2 separate regions of the Homo sapiens genome follow, and region 1 is linked to region 2. Evidence: chromatin loops called from intact Hi-C (ENCODE). Cell type or tissue: heart right ventricle. All regions are shown on one strand. Each heading gives the region's core, and the rest is flanking DNA. Links, peaks and the distances in the headings are about the cores only. Region 1 has its middle 5.6 kb from the start of NEBL-AS1. Region 2 has its middle 95 kb from the start of NEBL-AS1.

Evidence for each region. A loop is a pair of places that touch in the nucleus more often than their neighbours do. Peaks named below come from ENCODE experiments on the same cell type or tissue, not always from the same donor. Only the 100,000 strongest peaks of a DNase experiment are listed, where the experiment ranks them.
Region 1: a loop joins it to region 2, with 2.1 times the contacts of the local background. A loop is called at or near these places in 14 of 110 quality-filtered maps.

The regions. Positions count from the first base shown.
Region 1 is chr10:21,163,781-21,172,987 of GRCh38, forward strand. It overlaps a transcript of NEBL not described here. Among named protein-coding and RNA genes, the nearest start is that of NEBL-AS1, 5.6 kb to the right of the region's middle. In heart right ventricle, for the core only: a CTCF peak has its summit at 7,771; no DNase peak of the experiment used is centred there; H3K4me3 peaks cover 696 bases.
Region 2 is chr10:21,261,911-21,275,264 of GRCh38, forward strand. It overlaps a transcript of NEBL not described here. Among named protein-coding and RNA genes, the nearest start is that of NEBL-AS1, 95 kb to the left of the region's middle. In heart right ventricle, for the core only: a CTCF peak has its summit at 8,248 (motif pointing left); no DNase peak of the experiment used is centred there.

The DNA of each region.
Region 1 (9,207 bases), core at 6,277-8,776, 99 kb before region 2:
ACATCGAACTAGTTCTCTTCTGGCTCCTCCTAGAATTCAATAAGAATGAGTCAACAGAGAGTGTGAAAAAGTAAACAGAAGTCAAACGCGAAGCAACATCCTCCAAGACTCTGCTAAGAAAAATGCACAGCTAACTATAAATAAAATTAATACGGGATTTCCAGTGATGGAAGAAACAATCATTGCCACTTAAACCTGGTCCTTCTCACAACTTCCTGTTTTCATGGTTAGGTCTGTGCCCTATCTAGGTTCGACCAGAGAGGCCTGAAGAACTGTTAGACCCATTAGCAGGACTTTGCTGAATTCAAATAGCCAACCTGAGCATGGAAGAAATCAATAATAATCATTTTACTTAGTTCCTAAAACATTCTGGGTACTCAGCTCATAAATATTATTCTAGATTCCACGGTAAAGCCAAGGTCTCCTAAGGCTAAAAGCCAAGGTCTTCCTAGTAACACTAACTATAAGAACTGAAACAGAACAGAAACGTAATTGATTTCTCCTTCCTCTAGAGACTTAAAGGAGTTCTAAGCCCTCGAGGACAAGGGTGTCATGCATGGCTATGTCTGTATCTCTCTTACTCCCTGATGTCCTAGGAACCACTCTGTAAAGCACTCGTCTGAAAACATTTAAAGAGGACCCACTGAAATGTCCTCTCGCACAGGCCCTTGACACATAATCAATATACCTTTAAGCACACATATCTATATCTTGCATTAACCTTGCATTTCACCATGATTGAGGAGAGATCTGCTGAGCTTCATCTCAAAATCTTTTCTAATCTGACATCATTCCATAATAAATACATCATCATAAACAGGCAGAACTTACACATCAAAGGCACCTTTCAGAAACATTGCAAATGGGACAGAGAACCCAGAGTGTGGTTTGTAAATATGATTCCCTACAATGACTTAAAAGATACCAAAATGCATTAGATGTTGCCAACGGTCCAATACGGTGACTGAGAACCAGATCATTTTGTATATACACTGGAACCTTTTTATTGGCTCAAAGTATCTCCTTCCTTTGTTTTCAATCATCCAATTATAACCCAAAAAGAAAAAAGAAAACTGTCATCCTGTCACGTCAGATACTGTGTCAAGGGGCAAAGGTTTAATTTTTTCCATGAGGTATGTAACTAAAAAGTCAGGCAGGGCACATTGCAGTGGATGCTAACTAGAACTCTAACATGCCACAATATCCTTCCATAGAAACAGTCACTTTTAACAATGTGACCTTTTCTCTTGTCTTTAAGGGAGAAATAGGAGACAACAATTTTCCATTCACTATTATAAGTAAAAGAGTGGACTGACATTTGGGTCCTGAAGTGTTATTTGATGGGCTCAAGCTTACAAACATTTCCCCATTTAATCTCTATAAAGTCCCTGGTAGGTGGGAATTATTTTCCCATTGTACAGATTACAATTTAACCCAGAAGGAAATAAATGAGCATTCATAAGAAATGTTTTTAGAAAGATGTCACATTTTGAAACCAGACCTCTAAGTAGTGAAAGTAAATTCCCACTACGTTCATTACAGATCAGAAAACGTGAGACTATCCCAACAGCAGGATACTTTATTATCCCTTGGAATTCAGGCTTAATGAACCCTAGTCACCAGTCCCCACAGATCAGGCTCCTCAAAGCCTCATCCTAATCCAGTTCTTCTGGATCATGCAAGCTCTGTCTGCCTTCCCAAAAGAAACTAGCCTGGGCCTTATCCTAAACTAGGGGCTAAGAGCAGAGGCTACACACAGTCCTCGCAGTCCCTGAGGTGACTAATATTATCAAGTACCTTCTAAATGCCAGGCTCATCTACGGCCATACCACCCTGGACGTGCCCAATCTCGTCTACGTGCCAGGCTTGGGGGCATATGCAGATACATGGGACAGATCCCTTGGAGGATACAGACAGATAAGCTCATGGTTCCTGCACAGGGTGGTGTGGGCTCTTACTGCTGAGCTGAGACCTATGTGGTGACTGTGTTGGACTGAACCCCAGGGAAAGGTGTGGGGTCGGGTGTGATGGGCACAAACAGAAAAGTGGCTGTTATGATTCACAAACTTATTGCATGTCATTGTACGTTACAGGTAACTTTCAGTGCTCTCTGATGTATGGAGCATTAACAATATGGAACTAAACTAGTGTTTCTCATATCTTTCAATCACCACTTCCAATAAAAAATATTTTCTATTGGGAGGCCGATGTGGGAGGATCACGAGGTCAGGAGATCGAGAACATCCTGGCTAACATGGTGAAACCCCGTCTCTACTAAAAATACAAAAAATTAGCCGGGCCTGGTGGCGGGCGCCTGAAGTCCCAGCTACTCCGGAGGCTGAGGCAGGAGAATGGCGTCAATCCGGGAGGCGGAGCTTGCAGTGAGCCGAGATCAAGCCACTGCACTCCAGCCTGGGCGACAGAGCGAGACTGTGTCTCAAAAAAAAAAAAAAAAAAAAAAAAAAGAAAAGAAAAAAAAATTTTCTACATCATGATCCAGTACACATATGTACCCGTATCACTGAAAAAAAAGTTTGCCGAAAGAATTCTCTTTTTAGTACTTAAATGAATTCTGATGTTTTCTCTTCTCATTCTCTTTTCTTCCTTCTTTCAATTCTGGTTACAACTCTCTAATGGGTAGCAGCCCATAGTGCGAAAAACTTCGGTATAAACCTTTTAATAGGTGTGAGTGAGTTCTTATCATTTATTGATGTACTTCCTCTTCTCTCTTCCCCACTCTTTCTTCACCCCTCAAAAAAGTACCAATGAGGAAAGACGGACACTACTGTTTCCTGGAGGTCTGCCATGTGCCAGACACCAGGCTACGGCCTATCCTAGTGTTGTTTTGTTACTTCTCATACAGCCCTGTGGGTTTAGTATTACTGTGCCCATTTGACAGATGGAGAAACTGATGCTTGGCAATCGAGAGACTTGCTCAGTAGGCCAGGATGGAGCTAGGATTCAACTCCAGCTCCATCTAGCTCCAAAACTCCAATTAGAACATGTTGTACTTTGTGACACATTGTTTTGTAATCAAAGCTAACTTCATAGCAGGAATTTCATCAATCTCCTTGAGATAACTCAAGTCCTTGGAGTGTTCTAGAACCAAATTCAGGAGGCCCAACTACAGATAAGGAAAATAGATGGTGGGAATACTCTCAGGTTTCAATTTAATTTCCTTCTGTGTCCTCTGATTACCCTTAGGAAAGGCACTAATGAGGAGTGACCAGCAGCGAAATGGTACGTGAGAGGCAGCGGAGCACTGGCCTCGATAATCACACTCAACAGGGGCCGGCAGAACTGTGCTGACCGTTCTGGGTGACTCGTCACGAGATGCACCCAGCCCAGCCTCTTGCAGGCGGTAGAAAGTCAATAAATATTCACGAGAGGGAATGTGAACACAGGCAGACCGAAAGTAAACACAACACTCAGCGCCTGCTGTTTTATTTTTTAAAGTCTTCGGAAACCATGTTAAGTGAAACTCTTTGATGAGAGGGAATCTTACTTGGATCACTAAAGATACTTCACTGGATACTTCTGTTCTTTTAGCCCCATAATTAAAGATACATTTGACTAAGATACAAGGTATAGTAAATGTAGGCAGGTCAGAGGAAATGTTCAGCCCAAAAATATGTCTGTGAATAATGTTCAGCCGAAATAATGTTCTGGGGAAATTATTGGCAAGGTCATGTTAAACTATTGCGTCGTTCCTTGGTGGCACCCCAGACCTAATATAACTTGACATTTGGTGAGAACACATTAGCTGGTCAGTCTTGGCAATGCTACTTCTAAGTGGTAATACCTCTCAAGAAATTTTAAGAACCGACGTATATTTTAAAAAGACATAGTAAATGCAATTTTGACTTATACACACAACAAATTAAATAATTTATTTGACAAATGGTCTTAGGGTTTATACTCATTGTGTGGCTTGCTGGGTAGCAAAATGTTTATAGTTTAGCTTGGCATATAAATTCACATAGAAATATTAGCTATGTTTTTTGTCTAATCATCAAGTGTTATTTTCTCGGCACCTCTTAGTGATAACAATTTTGCCTAGTCCTCATTTCTTTGCAAGTTCCATGGTGAAAAAAATCCCAAATGTGCTAAAGAATCCATTGCCTGCTTATGAAACATAAAAGCTTATGAAAACATGGCACGCACTCAAGTACACCAGTTTGTTTTTAAATATTTTAATAGTGTGCACTGCTGCGTTAGGAGCAAAATGGGTATTACGCCCAATCTTACATCTAGTGTGTACTATACTTTGATCGTTCTATCAAAAGATCAAAATTTAAATATCATGTAAATTATATTTTATACATGTTCTCCTTTGCATGAAATCAAACAGAATACTTGTTTCTTCTCTAAACACATGAGAATATAAACAAGCAACATATTTAAACTGAAGAAGCACTCACTACTTCATTCCATTAAAGAATGCCCTCAGGTAGCGATTAAAATGAGAAATCTTTATGTTTTCTTACAATAATTCCAAATGTCTATGCTCATGGTTTCCAATTCTTAAGCATATTCTTAATATTTATTTTAAAGGTTCTTCATTTAATTATGGATGTTTTTTCATAAGAAATGCTACTTAAGCCCTTTTCTTGAAAACTGTGAGAGATTCTGTAAATCAGTAGAAATAATAGCAGAACTTGAATAACTGATATTGAATCTCTAATAGCTAAGAAAAGTTGTCATTTTCATAACAGCTAAATGTAAAGTATGAGCGCTGATTGGATCCTGGCTTTTAAAAAAAACTGTAAAGAACATTCTTAGGACAATGGGGGAAATGTAAAATTAGACAGGATATAAGATGTTATAATAATGCATTTGTTAATTTTCTTAAGTGTAATAAAAGCTCTATGATTCTTGAAGAAAATGTCCTTAGTCTTAGTGCATGCATGACGTAGTTTCTAGGGATGAAATGTCACGATGTATGAAACCAACTTGATGTATGAAATGGAAAAATGGCTCAACAGTGGCCGGGCGCGGTGGCTCATGCCTGTAATCTCAGCACTTTGGGAGGCTGAGGCGGGTGGATCACAAGGTCAGGAGATCGAGACCATCCTAGCTAACATGGTGAAACCCTATCTCTACTAAAAAATACAAAAAATTAGCCGGGCTTGGTGGCGGGCGCCCCTAGTCCCAGCTACTCGGGAGGCTGAGGCAGCAGAATGGCATGAACCCAGGAGGCAGAGCTTGCAGTGAACTGAAATTGAGCCACTGCACTCCAGCCTGCGCTACAGAGTGAGACTCCGTCTACAAAAAAAAAAAAAAAAAAATATATATATATATATATATATATATATATATATATATATTTGGACATATAATTAGATCAAAATATGAAGCAGCAAACATGGCAAAATGTTAATAATAGCTGAATGTCGGTGGAGGGGATAGAGATGTTCCTTGTATTATTCTTTTACTTTTTTTTCATGTATGAAAATTTTCACAATAAAAAGTGACAGGGGAAGACGAAGAGTTGTTTTCATTTAAGCATGTATATACATTGACTCCTGAACCAAACCAGGTACAGATAAAATATTGCATTACATGGAAAGCAAATGTTTCATTTTCTGGTAGCAGTATACATAAGAAAATCAATTTTCTACCATTGACCCGGAGAAATTATGGCGGCCCTCTGGCCACAACCACAGGGAGCAGCTGATTGACATGCACCACGTGAATTAGAGCCAATGAGTCAGGATCCCCAGAGGGCAATCCATACTGCCCAGCCAGTTTACATGGCAACACGTATCCTTTTCAGACTACAGACTGACAGCAGGGACCTTTGAGCCCAGAACCCTCTTAGCAGACAGAATCCAAAACTTTGCCAGGCTCCATTTTCTAGAGTTAGCATATGACATGAACCTAAAGCTAAATTTTAAATATCAGCTGTCTACACATTCATTCACTAAGGATGAATTCCTATTTCCCCCTATTTATCTGCTCAATCAAGTAGACTTCCAGGTTCAAAATGAGGCAAAAATCCTAGGGTGCTACCCTCAGAATTCAACTTAAAACTAAAAATAATGTACTGGAATCATATGAGAAATTTTAGAGAGAAAAATCTATAAACATTCTATACAGGTATGTTGAGAGTATTAAAAATAAGGTTAAGACCTATGAAACAAAACAACGGGATGTTTCTTTTTCATAAGTAGAATCATTTCCTTTTGGGGCCCACATCTCAACGTTTCTGGGCACTCATCACTATCAAGTCAAAGTGCAAAATAGCTCTTCCCAACTCATCCAGAATCTCATAAACTTTTTAAATCAGATTGAACTCGAACTAAGCAATAAGCACTAAATAATTTTCAAGTATCCCAATGCAGTCAATGACTCTACTTCAGTAGAACCTTTTTCTGTCCTTTTATTTTTGATCATTTCTTTTTCTCCCTTATCCAATTCTCTCTCATTGTTGTAATTGCTATTCTCTCCCCATTTTCTTTCTGTCTCTTTCCTCCTTCCCTCCCAATCCCTTCAGGCCTACCAGGGCCACCCAAAGGCATTGTTATCACTGGGGTTAAATTCCTGGCCCTGCCCTGTAAAGAATCCTGAATCCTGATGTGGTCCATAAAGCCTGATGGAAACAGGCTGCCCACTGAAACAGTTACAGGAAGAATGGTTCACTTTCCTTTAACCAAAGAACAATTATCCCGTTTATGGGTGCTTGGGGCCCTTTCCCTTCTCCTTACGCCTGCCTTTGATCTTTAACCAGTCATTTATGGCTCTCTGGAAGGGAAGCAGGAAATCATGATACTGAAACCTCATTTTTGCTTCACGCTATTCCAATAGGAAGCACGGTGTAGGAGGATCGAAGACATCAGAAAGTTTGGGGAATATCTGTGGACTTCCCCTCTCCAAGAAAGTCCTGAATTCTGTTCAATGCCCCCATTTTCTGATTTCTTGAAAAGTTTCTGGTCTACCTGTAAGCACTAAGGAGTAAGGAAAAACACATATTAAACAGTCTTCACCAGATAAAATTTTTTTTAAGTTATTTGCCAGAGAGGTATGAGTGATTCCATTTGCTTACCAAAAATATACTGTCTATGATAACATACTGTCAGTATGTAATGAAGCATGAATTAACCAAGGGCCCTCCATCTCTAGGAGACCTGAATGATGAACCTACTTCAAAAACTGTAGGGAGGATGAATCTCTGGCAACATTCCAGCCAAAAGGCCAGGGGTCCAAAGGCCCCTTTGCTGCCTCCAGACTATGCCAACCACACAGGGGAACTGGTGAGAAAACTCAAACATCAGGCCAGGTGCGGTGGCTCACGCCGGTAATTCCAGCACCTTGGGAGGCCGAGCGGGGCAGATCACCTGAGGTCCAGAGTTCGAGGCCAGCCTGACCAACATGGAGAAACCCCGTCTCTACTAAAAATACAAAATTAACTGAGCATGGTGGCGCATGCTTGTAATCCCAACTACTCGGGAGGCTGAGGCAGAAGAATCGCTTGAACCTGGGAGGTGGTGGTTGCAGTGAGCCAAGATCATGCCATTGCACTACAGCCTGGGCAACAGGAGCAAACTTCTGTCTCAAAAAAAAAAAAAAGAAAAAAAAAAAAGAAAGAAAGGAAAAGAAAGAGAAAACTTAACCATCAGGGCCAAGAGCTTACAGTTGAAAGCAGTCTGGGGTAGGGGGATGTTCACAGGAGTGGAGAAACATATGCCCCTGGGCAGCAAGGTAGACATTTGGAAACACTAGCCAAATCAAACCACCAGTAGCCTCCAGGAGTGATCTGAGCCCCCTCCTGAGCCTGATCCTCTCAAGGCCGCAATTTCATTACCCGCCACATGGGGGTAATAATAGTGTCCCCTAACTCGTAGGGTCGTTGTAAAGATTAAATGATCAGTATGCATAAAGTGCTTAGAACAGAGCTTGACACACGGTGAGCGCGATATAAATGCTAGCTAATTGCTATTCTAGGCTAGCAGCATGCCTACACAAAAGCCTTCCAAAGAAGGCTTACCTTTTTTAATCCCCACCTACTACAGCACTAACCAGTCGGAAGTACCCGGTCTACTTCAGTCGGTCTACTACAAACGACCTACTACTAACCAGCCAGGAATACCCATGTCTTTGGTTCCATTCTCCAAACCATTCTTTGATTTCCTGTTTAAGCCCAGAATCTCTGCAGTGGTCTCAGCTAAGACCAAATGAGCAAGACTCCTTTCCATAGCAACTAGGTTCAGGTATGAAATTGCAGTATGGCAACATCCTATGATTAAAATGGAAATTGACACAGGATTAAAATGGAAATCTACCTGACATGCACTTCAGAGCCCACACGTTCTCAGTGGGGAAGTTCAGCAGCTTCTAATAAGTGTCCCTAAGGCTGTAACACTGCGAACCTCAAAAACTAACCTGATTGAAGATGCATAGACGTTACCCAACACATTAGAAAGGTATAAAAAGCAGTGATCGTCAACAAAGTACATGGCCCCAGAGTCTGTGATATAAACAGGTAACTGGCCCCTGCCACACCTGGGTGACACAGTGAGTCAGTTCTTCAAAACAGGCAGGTCCACTGGCTCTCAAGCTCTGAGGCTGTGCCACACCTGGACAGCGTGTTGACAATACTTACGCATTACAATAGGGCTTCTTTTCATAGCCTTTGTAGTTGTTCATGTTGAGTGCCATCTTGCAGACCTCACAATGGAAACATCCTTTATGCCAATACTGGAAAAAAAAAAAAAACATTTAAAAATACAGTACAATGCCAGTTCTCACCAGGATGGGCACAGAAGGAAGGCTTTTTAGTGCATCACAGTCCCTGTAGCTGAAAATATTACAACAAAAAGAGTGTAGGGAACTGGGGATGTGTTTACCTACTTTCAGCTAAGTAAATAAAGCAGGCAGCTCTGAAAATGGAGTCTTAAAGGAAAACCCACCGCAATACACAGACGCACCATGGACGAACTGTCAAGGTTCTGTCGAAACAGCACTTCTTTGAGCAGCCAGAAACGATTTCTGAGCTCGGTTAATGAAGAAACGGGGCCCAGAGAGTGGCTTCGAAACCAAAAGGAATCCAGTTCAAAGTGTCTAAATGCAGGGTTTGTAGGATCTCAATAAATATGTGTTCACCCGAAGTCAGGCAAGCTGAGGGGGCTGCACGAGAGCTATGTAAGTACCCCTACACCTGACCAGCTTCCACTAAAATGCTGGACCTCGGACTCTGCCCGGGATGAC
Region 2 (13,354 bases), core at 6,761-9,260:
CCAGCAGCAGCCGCCTGGAGACCATGCAGGAATGGAGTCCACACTGTTCAGTCCAAGATATCGCCTGGGATAATGAGCAGAGGCCTAAGGATTTTGAAAGCCAAAAGGCCCCTCTCTTTTGTAAGGCTGCCCCCAACCGAAAGCCGACAAAAAAGAGAAGGGTAAAATAAAACAGACTTTGTCTTATTATCCTGGCACACACGCCTGGTGATCCCTGGCTTAGCTGGCAAATTGCGAGGGCCTCGATAGGAGATTCAAAACTCAACAAGTGGCTGTCACTATGGAAACGGCTCCAATGAACCCCAAGAATGAAGGACGCTGGCCTGAGGAAAATGTCGGAGGAGGATCGCTGTGTCTCTGAATACGCCATCACGAAATGCTTTGCTGGGGAAGAGGTTAAACTGATTGAACAAGTGCCTCTGCACAAGAAGTTTGCCCCAGATCACAGGATTTAGAAGGGAAGGTGCTCTCTGGCCCACTCGGCTAGGGGGACCCAAGCTGCGTGAATCTGGCCCCACGCCTGTTCCCTATGGGGGTCTCTGAAGAGTGTCAGTCTTGCAAAGCTCCCAGTGCCAGAGCTGGAAACCCAGGGAGAAACGAAGGAAAGCAAAATGTATCTGGGATTGGAAATTAAACTGGGGCTTTGATGAATTCAAAGCTGTGGGCAGTTAAATATAGGGCTGAATTTTCTCTCAGGAAGTGATCAAAATCAAGGTCACAATTTTTAAAAGAAATTTCCCCAGAAAAGCCTCATTTCCAAGAGAAGGCCAGGCTTGTGTCTGAGCACATTGGTTGAGCCTAGGGTCCGGCCCCAAGGCTGGGGCTGGGGATGGAAGGCTGAACTTAGCATCTGCCATCCCTCCCTGGTCTGTGACTCCATGATAATTGGCTGGTGGGTGTAGTGGTTTTCCAGTGTGCCCATGATTACAAACCTCTCTTTAAATTCCGTGTAGACATTCTAAATAGCACGTTTGTAGACGATTACCCAGTCAGGAGATTATACAAACGCAATAACTAACATCAGAGCAGGATTCTCTTTCAGCATCAGGGGACAGAAAAGGCCATCTAAAAACAGTACCCACAGCCCCTTTGGTGGGCTTCTCAAGAAGATACAGATGTATTATCTACTTTGGGTCTTTTGTGGATGCACAAGGTGCTGTTATAGTGACAGTAATAATAATAAGAGAAATAATCACAATGGCAACAGCGATTGAACACATATTATGTTCTGGGCATTGTTCTAAGTACTCTTAGCGTAGGTATTTACCCATTTAATCCTCATACCACTTGAGGTATTGTAACCAAGTCCAAAGCTTGTACTGCTCACTGCATCACAGCCAATAAGTCAAGAGATAAGGAATTGGGACAAGGAAAACACCTTTTATTAAGAAGAGCCAGCAAATTGAGAAGATGGCGGACTAGTGTCCTAAAGAAACACCCTAAGCTAATAGAATTCTAGGCTCCTGTTATGTTAGGGGAAAGGGAAAGGGGGCGGGGGGTTGAGATCAAGAGGTGACTGATGATCACAGACATCTGGGTGGCAGTAAGAGTCCAAGCGGGGGAGGTTGTGAAACTTCTTTGTCCGTGACCAGGTCACAGTGCTTCTATAAATTTTAGCATAGCATGCTTACTTGTGTGTGCTCTCCTATCTCCCCGGGGGTTAGTTTTGGGAAGGGACTATGATTATTCTTGCTTTAAAATTAAACTCTAAGCTAAATTCTTCCCATAGTTAGCTTGGCCTACGTGCAGAGATAAGCAAAAGCGGTTAAACTGGCCAGGCACAGTGGCTCACGCCTGTAATCCCAGTACTTTGAGAGGCCGAGGCAGGCGGATCACCTGAGGTCAGGAGTTCAAGACCAGCCTGGGCAACATGGCGAAACCCCGTCTCTACTAAAAATACAAAAATTAGCCGGGCGTGGTGGTGGGTGCCTATAATCCCAGATACTCGGGAGGTTGAAGCAGGAGAATCACTTGAACCTGGGAGGCAGAGGTTGCCGTGAGCCAAGATCACACCATTGCACTCCAGCCTGGGCAATAACAGTGAAACTCCGTCTCAAACAAACAAACAAAAAGCAGTTAAACCAAAAGATATCACCATGGCAGGAGTAGGAGGGAGGGTGGTGCAGTTAGGGGCAAAATGGAGCTAGTCATGCTAGGCCTCCTTTTCTCTGCTACAGTATTCCTCTTTTCCAGATCTAACAGTTGAAGAAACTGGCCCAGTGGTGCCATAAGAAGTTTATACTGTGGTTGGATTTGAGGCATATCCACTTCACACTGTGTCCCCAGTTGGGATGATCCTGTAGGGAGATAGCCTGAAGCAGAAGTGTAGGGAGCTGGAAAGGCACAGCACTGATATATAAAGAGCATCTCTCATCTGCCCCTACCACGGTGCTGGGACAGTGCAGCACCATTGTCCATGGCCTTCCAGGCAGCACATGGCCCTCTGCAAGGAGCTAGAGAAGAGGCATTTGCTGGGCCTTTGCCTCAGGAATGAACTGGGTGGGCCATCCCATCCCCACAAGAGCAAAGGGCTGACAGAGCAAGTTGCCACCCTTCTGCAGGTGTTGTCCTCAACTCTCCTTCTGACTCACTCAAAGTATTAGAGTGAGTTCTTACAAGATATGAGGGAAAGTTGTGGAAAAACAATGTAAGTTTACAGGTGGGGAAAAAAAAAGAGTGATGATTAATGCAGAGGTGTCCAGGCACGTTGTTAAGTTCATAGACCAGAGTATACTTTCTGTTGCTCTGGAAAGCATTGGTCCCTTAATTTGTTCCAGTTGCTATTTAAAAAAAAAAAAAAAAAAAAAAAAAAAAAAAAAAAAAGCCTTACACTGGGTAATTTGTTAACATGACAACAGAAATGTATTGCTCACAGTTCTGGAGGCTGGGAAATCCAAGACCAAGGTGCTAGCAGATTCAGTGTCTGGAAAGGGCTTGTTCTTTTTCAAATATGGTGCCTTCTTGCTGCATCCTCACGTGACAATAGGGGCAAGAGAGCTTGCTGAGCCTCTTTTATTTTATTTTATTTTTATTTTTATTTTTATTTTTGAGACAGAGTCTAGAGTGCAGTGGCACAATCTTAGCCCGCTGCAACCTCTACCTCCTGGGTTCAAATGATTCTCCTGCCTCAGCCTCCCGAGTAGCTGGGATTACAGGTGTGCGCCACCGTGCCCGACTAATTTTTGTGTTTTTAGTAGAGATGGGGTTTTACCATGTTGGCCAGGCTGGTCTTGAACTCCTGACCTCAGGTGATCCACCCACCTGGGCCTCCCAAAGTGCTGGGATTACAGGTGTGAGCCACCGCACCTCTTTTATAAGAACACTAATCCCATTTATAAGGATGGAGCCCTCATGATCTAATCACTTCCCAAAGGCCCCACCTCTTAAACTATCACATCAGTTATTAGGTTCTAACACAGGAATCCTGGGGCAGTGGGAGGGGGACACCAACATTCAAACCACAGCAGCCTCTTACTCTCACGCTGCAAAACCCCATCACAGGTTTTATCACTACTAATCTCACTGCGTATGGTGAGCACCATCATACCCCAAAAAATAGTCTTTGAATTTAAGAAGCCTTAAGTATTTCTGATTGCTGTGTGACTGTATTGGTTGAATTCCCTCAGAAGCAGGTTTTGATGCAATAATTCAAGGGCACATAGTTTATAATAGAAGAGAGGAGAAGTGAAACAGGAAAGGGAAGAAAGCCAATAGTGCGTTATCAAAGTGGCCACTGTGGGCACCTGAAGCTCAGTCCCACCTGGAACCTGGGAAACTGTATAAAACAGGCAACAGTACGCTTTTCTGAAAAGCCCAGACAGTAAATATTTTTGGCTTTCCAAGCCAGGCAGTCTCTGTCACAACTACTCAACTCTACCACTGGAATGTGAAGACAGTCATAGACCATATGTAAACAAATGATCATGGCTGTGTTCCAATAACACTTTTTTACAAAATGGGTGGTGGCTGGATTTGGTCCTTGGGATTTAGTTTGCTGAGCCCTTGTGTAGAACACACCTTGGAGTTATCCCAACCAAGGGTGAAGAAGTTGGAGTATTTATCAACAGACTCTAATCCGTCATTGGTTAAAAATTGCTTCTAGGAGCATTAATTCTTCAGCACCTCTGGCTGCCCCTGCAGACCAGTGGAAAAGCCCCTCGATCCTGCTGCCCCCCATATCTGATCGATCACCAGGTATGCTGATTTTTTTTTTCTTTTTTGCTAGTTTCTTTTTGTTTTTGTTTTGTTGAGATGGGGTCTCACTCTGTCATCCAGGCTGGACTGCAGTGATGTGATCTCAGGCTCACTGCAACCTCTGCCTCCCAGACTCAGGTGATTCTCCCACCTTAGCCTCCCGAGTAGCTGGGACCACAGGTGCACACCACCATGCCCGGCTAATTTTTGTATTTTTGGTAGAGACAGAGTTTCGCCATGTTGCCCAGGCTAGTCTCGAACTCCTGAGCTCAAGCAACCCACCCAACTTGGCCTCCCAAAGTGTTAGGATTACAGGCATGAGCCACCACTCATACAGCTCATTACTCACGGTAGTTAACGTTCTAAAACATTGCTGCAAGCACTGACTTAGCGAATACTCAATGGAAGATGCTGCTCAAGGCAGGCCCCAATTCCCCACACCCACACTGCATGAGGCTCTTCCCTCACCTGAGTCCCAGGGTCGAATCTTAAGAGGATGTCCTGAGAAGCCTTGGTTTGCCCGTGGATCCACACGGTGCTCCCTGGGGGGACTCTTTTCAGATGCCTGTGTCTCTTTTCAAACAGCCCAGAATCCTCAGGGGAAGCACTAAGGTGAGCATCTCTCAATTTCAGCAAGGGAGAAAATCCCAGCCTTGGTTTTCAATTGATGGAGTTTGAGGGGCTTGTTTTGGAGACAGAGTCTCACTGTGTCACTCAGGCTGGAGTGCAGTGGCATGATCTCAGCTTACTGCAACCTCTGCCTCCCGGGTTCAAGCAATTTGCTGCCTCAGCCTCCAGAGTAGCTGGGATTACAGGTGTGCACCACCATGACTGGATAATTTTTGTTTTTTTTGTTTATTTGGGGTTTTTTTTGTTTTTTGTTTTTTTCAGACGGAGTCTCACTCTGTCACTCAGACTGGAGTGCAACGGCGCGATCTCGGCTCACTGCAACCTCCACTTGCCAGGTCCCAGCAATTCTCCTGCCTCAGCCTCCCGAGTAGATGGGATTACAGGTGCTCGCCACCATGCCCAGGTAATTTTTTGTATTTTTAATAAAGATGGGGTTTCACCACATTGGCCAGGCCAGTCTCAAACTCCTGACCTCAGGTGATCCGCCCACCTCGGCCTCCCAAAGTGCTGGGATTACAGGCATGAGCCACCACACCTGGCCTCTAATTTTTGTTTTTTCAGTAAAGACAGGGTTTTGCCATGTTGGCCAGGCTGGTCTCAAACTCCTGACCTCAAGTGATCTGCCCACCTCGGCCTCCCAAAGTGCTGGGATTACAGGCATGAGCCACCATGCCCAGGCTGCTGTTCTGATGTGTCTTATTTGGATAGTTGGGAAAAAAAACTTTTCCCAGAAGCACTTTCTTCCCACCCTCGTTGTGGAGACATGGATCACAGTCAGGGCTGCTGTGGGCCTACACTTTGCCTTTATGCAAACTGGAGATGGGATCCTCTTTCTCACGCAAGACTTCTCCTTGGAGACACCCCTCTGGTTGAATTTGGGAGTGATTGTGTGTGTACATGTTCCCGACAGTGTGGTCTCAATGGAAGATGCTGAGAGGGATTTATGATCTAAAACTGCATGGTCCAATATGGCAACCATCAGCCACATAATGCTATTTCAATTTAATATTAAATTAGTTAAAATTAAATAAAATCAAAAATTCATTTGTTCGTCAGTTGTACTGGCCACACTTCAAGTGCTCAGTAGCTACATGTGGCTAGTGTCTGTTGTATTCAAAAGAACATTTTCATCAACACAGAAAGATCTATGGGACAGAGCTGCTCTATAATTCAGCCAGAAGGTCAGAAGCTTCATGCCTGAGCACTCTTGTCAGTTAATGTATGTGTATGATGTGAATGATGCCCTCTTAGGTGTGGTACCTTCGGACTGTGTGCAACATGAACACCGATGTGTGGCGCCCCAACTGCATGCTCATTCATAAACCAAGACTCCTAGGATTGCCTTGGTCTTAGACCAACCAGGAGTCAGTCCTGGTGTTTGAAATACCTCCTCTCACTGCATGTGACCACTCAAAAGAGAGTGGAAACTACAAAATCAAGACTGCGGCAACTGAAGCTGGACGTGGGATTATGCCTGTAATCCCAGCACTTTGGGAGGCTGAGGCAGGAGGATCAGTTGAGGACAGGAGTTCAAGACCAGCCTGCACAATAAAGCAAGACCCCTGTCTCTTCGAAAAATAATTTTAAAAAGTTAGCCTAGCATAGTGGCATGGTGGTATGCACCTGTAGTCCCAGCTACTTGGGAGGCTAAGGCAGGAGGATCGCCTGAGCCCAAGAGTTTGAGGCTGCAGAGAGCTGTGTTCATGCCACTGTGCTCCAGCCTGGGCAACAGAGCAAGGCTCTATCTCTAAAGAGTAAAAAATACATTAAAAATAAAAATTTTAATTTAATTTTTTTTTTTTTTTGGGAGATGGTATCTTGCTCTGTCACCCAGGCTGGAGTGCAGTGGTGTGATCTCGGCTCACTGCAACCTCTGCCTCCCAGGTTCATGCAATTCTCCTGCCTCAGCCTCCCAAGTAGCTGAGATTACAGACACGTGCCACCATGTCTGGTTAAATTCTGTATTTTTCAATAGAGACAGAGTTTCACCATGTTGGCCAGGCTGGTCTCGAACTTCTGACCTCAAGTGATCCACCCGCCTCGGCCTCCCAAAGTGCTGGGATTACAGGCATGAGCCACTGCACCTGGCCAAAAAAATTTAAAAAAATTTAAGAGACTTTGGAAACAAGAAGATAGGGTGGATTACAATTGGCATACAACTCATAAGGTGATCGTATGAGTTAAAATAAAACATCCAGAGCAGTGTGTATAATCCCTAGAGCATAAGTACCTAAGGGATCTTAGCTTAGGTACTTTAATCATAATCATTATTGACTGATCATCGCATCTCCATTGTGGTTTGACCACCGCCAGAGCAGAGTGTCTCACAAGAATGCCAAAGAAGCACTGTGGGGATCCCCATTTCCTGCTGGGCACAACAGAGCAATGGAAGACACTTGTCCCATCTTCTCCCATTGTGGCTTTCCATGAGGGCATTCCTAAGTGTCTTGGCCCTCTGGTACCCAGGGGCCTTCTGAGTCCTCTAAGAGGGGTTGGTTGTGTACAACAACAGCAGATGCTGAACTCCAAGGGCTGGCCGAGGCAGCCTGGGCCAAAGAAATTGGGCCCTCCTCCCCCTAAATGAGAGTGCAAATGAACATGCCTGTCACAGCCACCTCCAGAGAGATGAAGGCAGATTCGTAGAGATGGGATCTCCCAGATAAAACCTTATAAGAGCTTTGGGCTTCTTGGGAAATAGTCTCGATGAGCACAACAAACAGAGTTGCTTTTATCTTCTTCGCACTCTAAAGACTGAGTGTTTAATATTCCAAAGCAGGCCAATTTGTCAAACAAAATAATGAACGTTCGTGGTTAGAACTATGCAGCAGCATCAGACACTTTGACTTCAAAGGCTACACCCTCTTTCATTATCAAAGATTACTAAATATCAACACATTAGGATGAAGCCCACAGTTCATTAATGCTGAATATAATTGCATCAGGCTGTCCATACTGGCTTTTCCACTGGGCTGAATCTGTTGTTTATGGAGATTTGCTGTAGGGAATATATTTGCATATATAGTGAGAGTAAATGCCTAATAGAGGAAGAAGTTTACCTCTAAGGTGGTGGTCTTCCCTACCAGACTGGGTCTCCAGGCACAGCTCTCTGCCACCTTCTATTAATCTCATTGTCACTTGACTTAGAGCAAATACAAAAAAGTGGTTAAGACCCAGCTAGGAAAATGGGTCAATGTACGGAATTAACCTGAAAGAAATTTGAGGAGTTCTTTGTTTGTTTTCAAATTCTCTATTGCTTCTGTGCATGAACTCCATGTAAAATTGCAGTAAGAAAATTATTTATGTCTGAAACAGGTTAAAATATCTTTCTAGACATCATCTTGAATTTAACCACAACTGTACTTGTATCCCCAAAGCAAAACTCTGGAATTCCACTGAATGGTGGCATCATCTGGTGGACATAAATGATACTGCAACTCCCCTACAGTTTCTGTCATCCCTCTGTGAGAAATATTAATTTCTTAATTGTGCTAAATTACTCAGAAATTATCGTAAACCACAGAAGTTTCTTCTATTAAGCATCTTCAATTAAGCTGCACATCTCCAAATTGGTATAGCCCTCCTAGACTGTCATAAAACTCTTATAATCTGATAGAGTCTGAGACTATTTTCCATATTTTTTTTTTTTTTTTGAGACAGAGTCTCACTCTGTCACCCAGGCTGCAGTGCAATGATGTGATCTTGGCTCACTGCAACTTCCACCTCCTGAGTTCAAGTGATTCTCCTGCCTCAGCCTCCCATGTAGCTGGGATTACAGGTGTGCGCCACCACACTCAGCTAATTTTTTGCATTTTTAGTAGAGATGGGGTTTCACCATGTTGGCCAGGCTGGTCTCGAAATCCTGACCTCAAGTGGTCTGCCCACCTTGGCCTCCCGAAGTGTTGGGATTACAGGTGTGAGCCACCGCGCCCAGCCCATAATTTTTAAATTGTTTGGTATATAGATCTTATCTCACCCCAGCAGGTCATGAACTCCTTGAGGACAAGTCGTTCAACTCTTTTTTATACCTCATACTTCCTACTATCTTAGTGGGTTCTCAATAACGACTTGTCCAGGACCGAATAATTCACACAACGTATGGATATGTACATTAAAGAGAACAGAATGTGCAACTGCAAGTGTACAGAATTTGGGGACAAAATCCCAGGGATCTCCTCATCTCTGTTGGTGAGACTGTAAATTGGTACAGCCATTATGGAAAACAGTATGTCAGTTCCTCAAAAGACTGAAAATAGAATTACCATATCATCCAGCAATCTCACTTCTAGGTATATATCCAAAGGAATTTATATCTCCACTCTTGTGTTCACTGAAGCATTATTCACAATAACCAAGATATGGAAACAACATAGAAGTCCATAGACCAATGACTAGATCAAGAAAATGTGGCATATATACAATGGAATATTATACAGCCTTAAAAAATAAGGAAATCCTGCCATTTGCAACAACATGAATGAACCTAGAGGATGTTATGCTAAGTGAAATAAGCTAGACACAGAGAGACAAATACTGCATGATCTCACGTAAACTTCTAAACAAACTCTAAAACTTCGACTCCTAAACAGGTTCTCAAGAAGTTGAACTCCTGGAAGTAGAGAGTAGAGAGGTGGTTGCTAGCGGCTGGAGGGCAGACGAAATAAAGATGTTGGTGAAAGGTTACAAAATTTTAGTTACAAGATTAACATATTCCGGGTTTCATGTACAACGTGGTAGCTATAGTCGATAATAATGTTTGTATACTTGAAACTACTAAGAGAATAGTAAACAGATCTTTTTTTTTTTTTTTTCTAGATGGAGTTCCACTTTGTCATCCAGGCTGGAATGCAATATTACGATCTCGGCTCACTGCAACCTCCACCTCCCAGGTTCAAGCGATTCTCCTGCCTCAACCTCCTGAGCAGCTGGGACAATGGGCACCCGCCACCACGCCTGGCTGATTTTTGTATTTTTAGTAGAGACGGGGTTTCACCATGATAGCCAGGCTGGTCTTGAGCTCCTCGCCTCAAGTGATCCACCCGCGTCAGCCTCCCAAAGTGCTAGGATTACAGGCGTGAGCCACTGCGCCCTGCCGAGAATAGATCTTAAATGTTCCCACCACACACAAAAGAATAGTAACTATATGAAGTGATGGATATGTTAATTGTGGTAATCACTTCATAGTGCATATACATATATCAAAACATCACATTGTACATCTTAAATAGAAACAATTTTTTTTTTGAGATGGAGTCTCACTCTGTCACCCAGGCTGGAGTGCAGTGGTGTAATCTCAGCTCACTGCAAGTTCCGCCTCCCAGGTTCACACCATTCTTCAGCCTCCTGAGTAGCTGGGTCTACAGGCACCCGCCACCACACTTGGTTAATTTTTTTTTTTTTTTTTTTTTTTTTTTTAGTAGAGACGGGGTTTCACCATGTTAGCCAGGATGGTCTCGATCTCCTGACCTCGTTATCCACCCACCTCGGCCTCCCAAAGTGCTGGAATTACAGGCGTAAGCCACCGCACCCGGCAAATATAAAAAATTTTTACGTGTCAAAAATAAACAAATACACCTGCTGTAGTGGCTCACACCTTTAATCTCAGCACTTTGGGAGGCCAAGATGGAGGATCGCTTGAGGCCAGAAGTTTAATACCAGCCTGGGCAAAATAGCAAGATCCTGTCTATACAAAACCAAAAATTTTTGAATTAGCCAGGCATGATGGTGCACATCTGTAGTCTCAGCTACTCACGAGGCTGAGGTAAGAGGATCAACTGAGGCCAGAAGTTTGAGGTTACAGTGAGCTATGATCACACCACTGCACTCCAGCCTGGGCAGCAGAGCAAGACCATGTCAAATAAATAAATACATAAATAACAAAACACCAGGGGTTCTTGCTCCAGATCCTCCGTTTGATAGCTGTGTGGCATTTGAGCAATATCTACAAGTTGCTTTTTGCATCTGTAAATTGAGTATATTAATAGCTCTCTTGCAGCATTATCTTAAAAAATCAATGAGATCATTGGAGTGAAAGAGGAGTGTCAACTGTGAATCATTATTAGTTGCTCTTACTGTCCTTTATCTTCCTCCTCCCTGGACAGTTGAGCGTGCATTTTTTGCTTTATTGATATTATGTCCATCATGGTCATTGTGCCATAAAATGGCAAGATAAATTGTCCCTTGAAGCCAGGATCATGCTGGCCATCTCTCTTCTTGGATGTACAGAATAGACAAGGCTCCTTCTTACTCTGCCACCCCGCCCCAACCAAAACAAACAAACAAAAATCTAGGTACAGGAAAGAGGAAATGTGACTTGGCAGCTGCTCACCAAAGACAACTGGAGTCATCTACTTGATTGGAGGTTCCACATGATGAAATTGGACAGCCACAGGGTTGGGAGCTTGTGGGCCCTCGGAGGAGGTTAATAGAAGGGCAGTTTGTGGGGAGGTGAGAGTTCCCTCTCGCCCCTCTCATATCTGCTCTAAACCAACCACATCTAAGACACTATTTATACCTTTGAGCACCAACCTGTAAAATTTCAACAGGAGGAAGGATCCCAAGCAGCAGATTTCTCCCTTGGAGAGCTGGTCTCCAAGAGAAAGAGGGAATTGAGCTTCAGGGAAATAGATTTCATTTCTGTATAAGAATAAATTTCCTAATAGTCCTGGAGGGAGCGGGACAGAGGGTATTCCAAGTCTAGGGGACTTCCTCCCACTGAAGCTAGACAGAGGGGCTAAGCATCACAGGGCTGGTAGAACTGACCAGCCTTTGGGCTGAGATCCAATTTGTGAGGCTGTGGTTTCCAGTTCAGTTGACACTGAGGAAGTGGACAGTCCCTCCCTATCTACACCCTACAGCCTCTGCCAAGTGTTGCTCTGTGGACCAGCCATGAGGATTCTCCAGGGAAACACAAGAAAGACCGCCTGGCAGAGAGCAGCACATCCCTTAAGATGCAGCTTCTAGTCCTGCCCTCAGGGGCTCAGACCCAGGAACCAGGGAGTTGCTAAGTGCTCTGCCCAGCTGAGGGGTGGATCTCACTGTCTGGGACCAAAGGCTCCCAGGGTTCTCAGCTTATCTCTATACACAGATAATTTACCCTTGACCTTTCCTTACCAACACCCCTTCTCCTTCACCAGAATTTGCTTACCCCTGCAGCAGATGCTGTAAGTCCTGCTCACATTCCCTCTGCCCACGCTAGCTCTGCCAGGCAGCCTCTAAGATGGCTCCAAGGAGACCCATCTTTCAATGTTCATGGCCCTTGTGATCTCCTTGAGTAACTTGCATCTGACCAATAGAATATGGCAATGCTGAGGGGATGTTACTTCCATGAGTAGGTTATAAAACATTCTAACTACCATTTTGTGAGAAGATTTTCTTGCTTTGAAAGCAAGGTGCCGGTTTAGAGAGGCCCAGTAACAAGAAAGTGAGGGCAAAATCCAGCCAACAGCCAAGAAGGAGCCCAGGTTCTCAGTCCAACATCCTTGCAGGAAATACAGTGGACCCTTAAACAATGCAGGAGTTATGGGTGATGGCCCCAGACAGAGTCAGAAAAATCCATGTATAACTTTTGACTTCCCAAAAGCTTAACTACTAATGTCCTGCTGTTGACAAGAAGCCTTACCAATCACATAGTCGATTAACACATATTTCCTATGTTCTATGCATTATACACTGCGTTTTATTTAGTTAGTTAGTATTATTTATCTATTTTTGAGACACAATTTCCCTCTGTTGCCCAGGCTGGAGTGCAATGGCATGATCTCAGCTCACTGCAACCTCCACTTCCCAGGCTCAAACAATTCTCGTGCCTCAGCCTCCCGAGTAGCTGGGATTACATGAATGCACCTCCACTCCTGGCTAATTTTTGCATTTTTAGTAGAGACAGGGTTTCATCATGTTGGCCAGCCTGGTCTCGAACCCCTGGCCTCAAGTGTTCCACCCGACTTGGCCTCCCAAAGTGCTGGGATTACAAGTTTGAGCCACCACACCCAGCCTATACACTATATTCTTACAATACAGTATGCTAGAGAAAAGAAAAATGTTATTTAAGAATCATAAGGAAAAAATATTTGCTTTTTTTAATTTAAATTATTAATATTAATTATTTTAAAATAAAATTTAAAAAGAAAATATATTGACTATTCATTGAGTGGAAGTGGATCATCATAAAGGTCTTCATCCTCATCATCTTCACATTGAGTAGGCTGAGGAGAAGGAAGAGGAGGAGGGGTTGGTTTTGCTGTCTCAGGGAAGGCAGAGGAGGAAGAAAGTCCATGTGTAAGTGGACCCATGAAGTTCACGCCTGTGTTGTTCAAGGGCTAACTGTAAATTCTGCCCACCACCATGCAAGTGAATTTAGAGGTGGATTCTTCCCCAGCTGAGCCTTCAGATGAGATGCCCACCCCACCCTGCTCAACAGCTTTATCGCGGCCTCATGAGCGACCCTGGAGCAGAGCATCTCTCAACTAAATCATGCCCAGGTCCTGACTCCCAGAAACTATAAGCTAATGAATGTGTGCTGTTTTAAGCCATT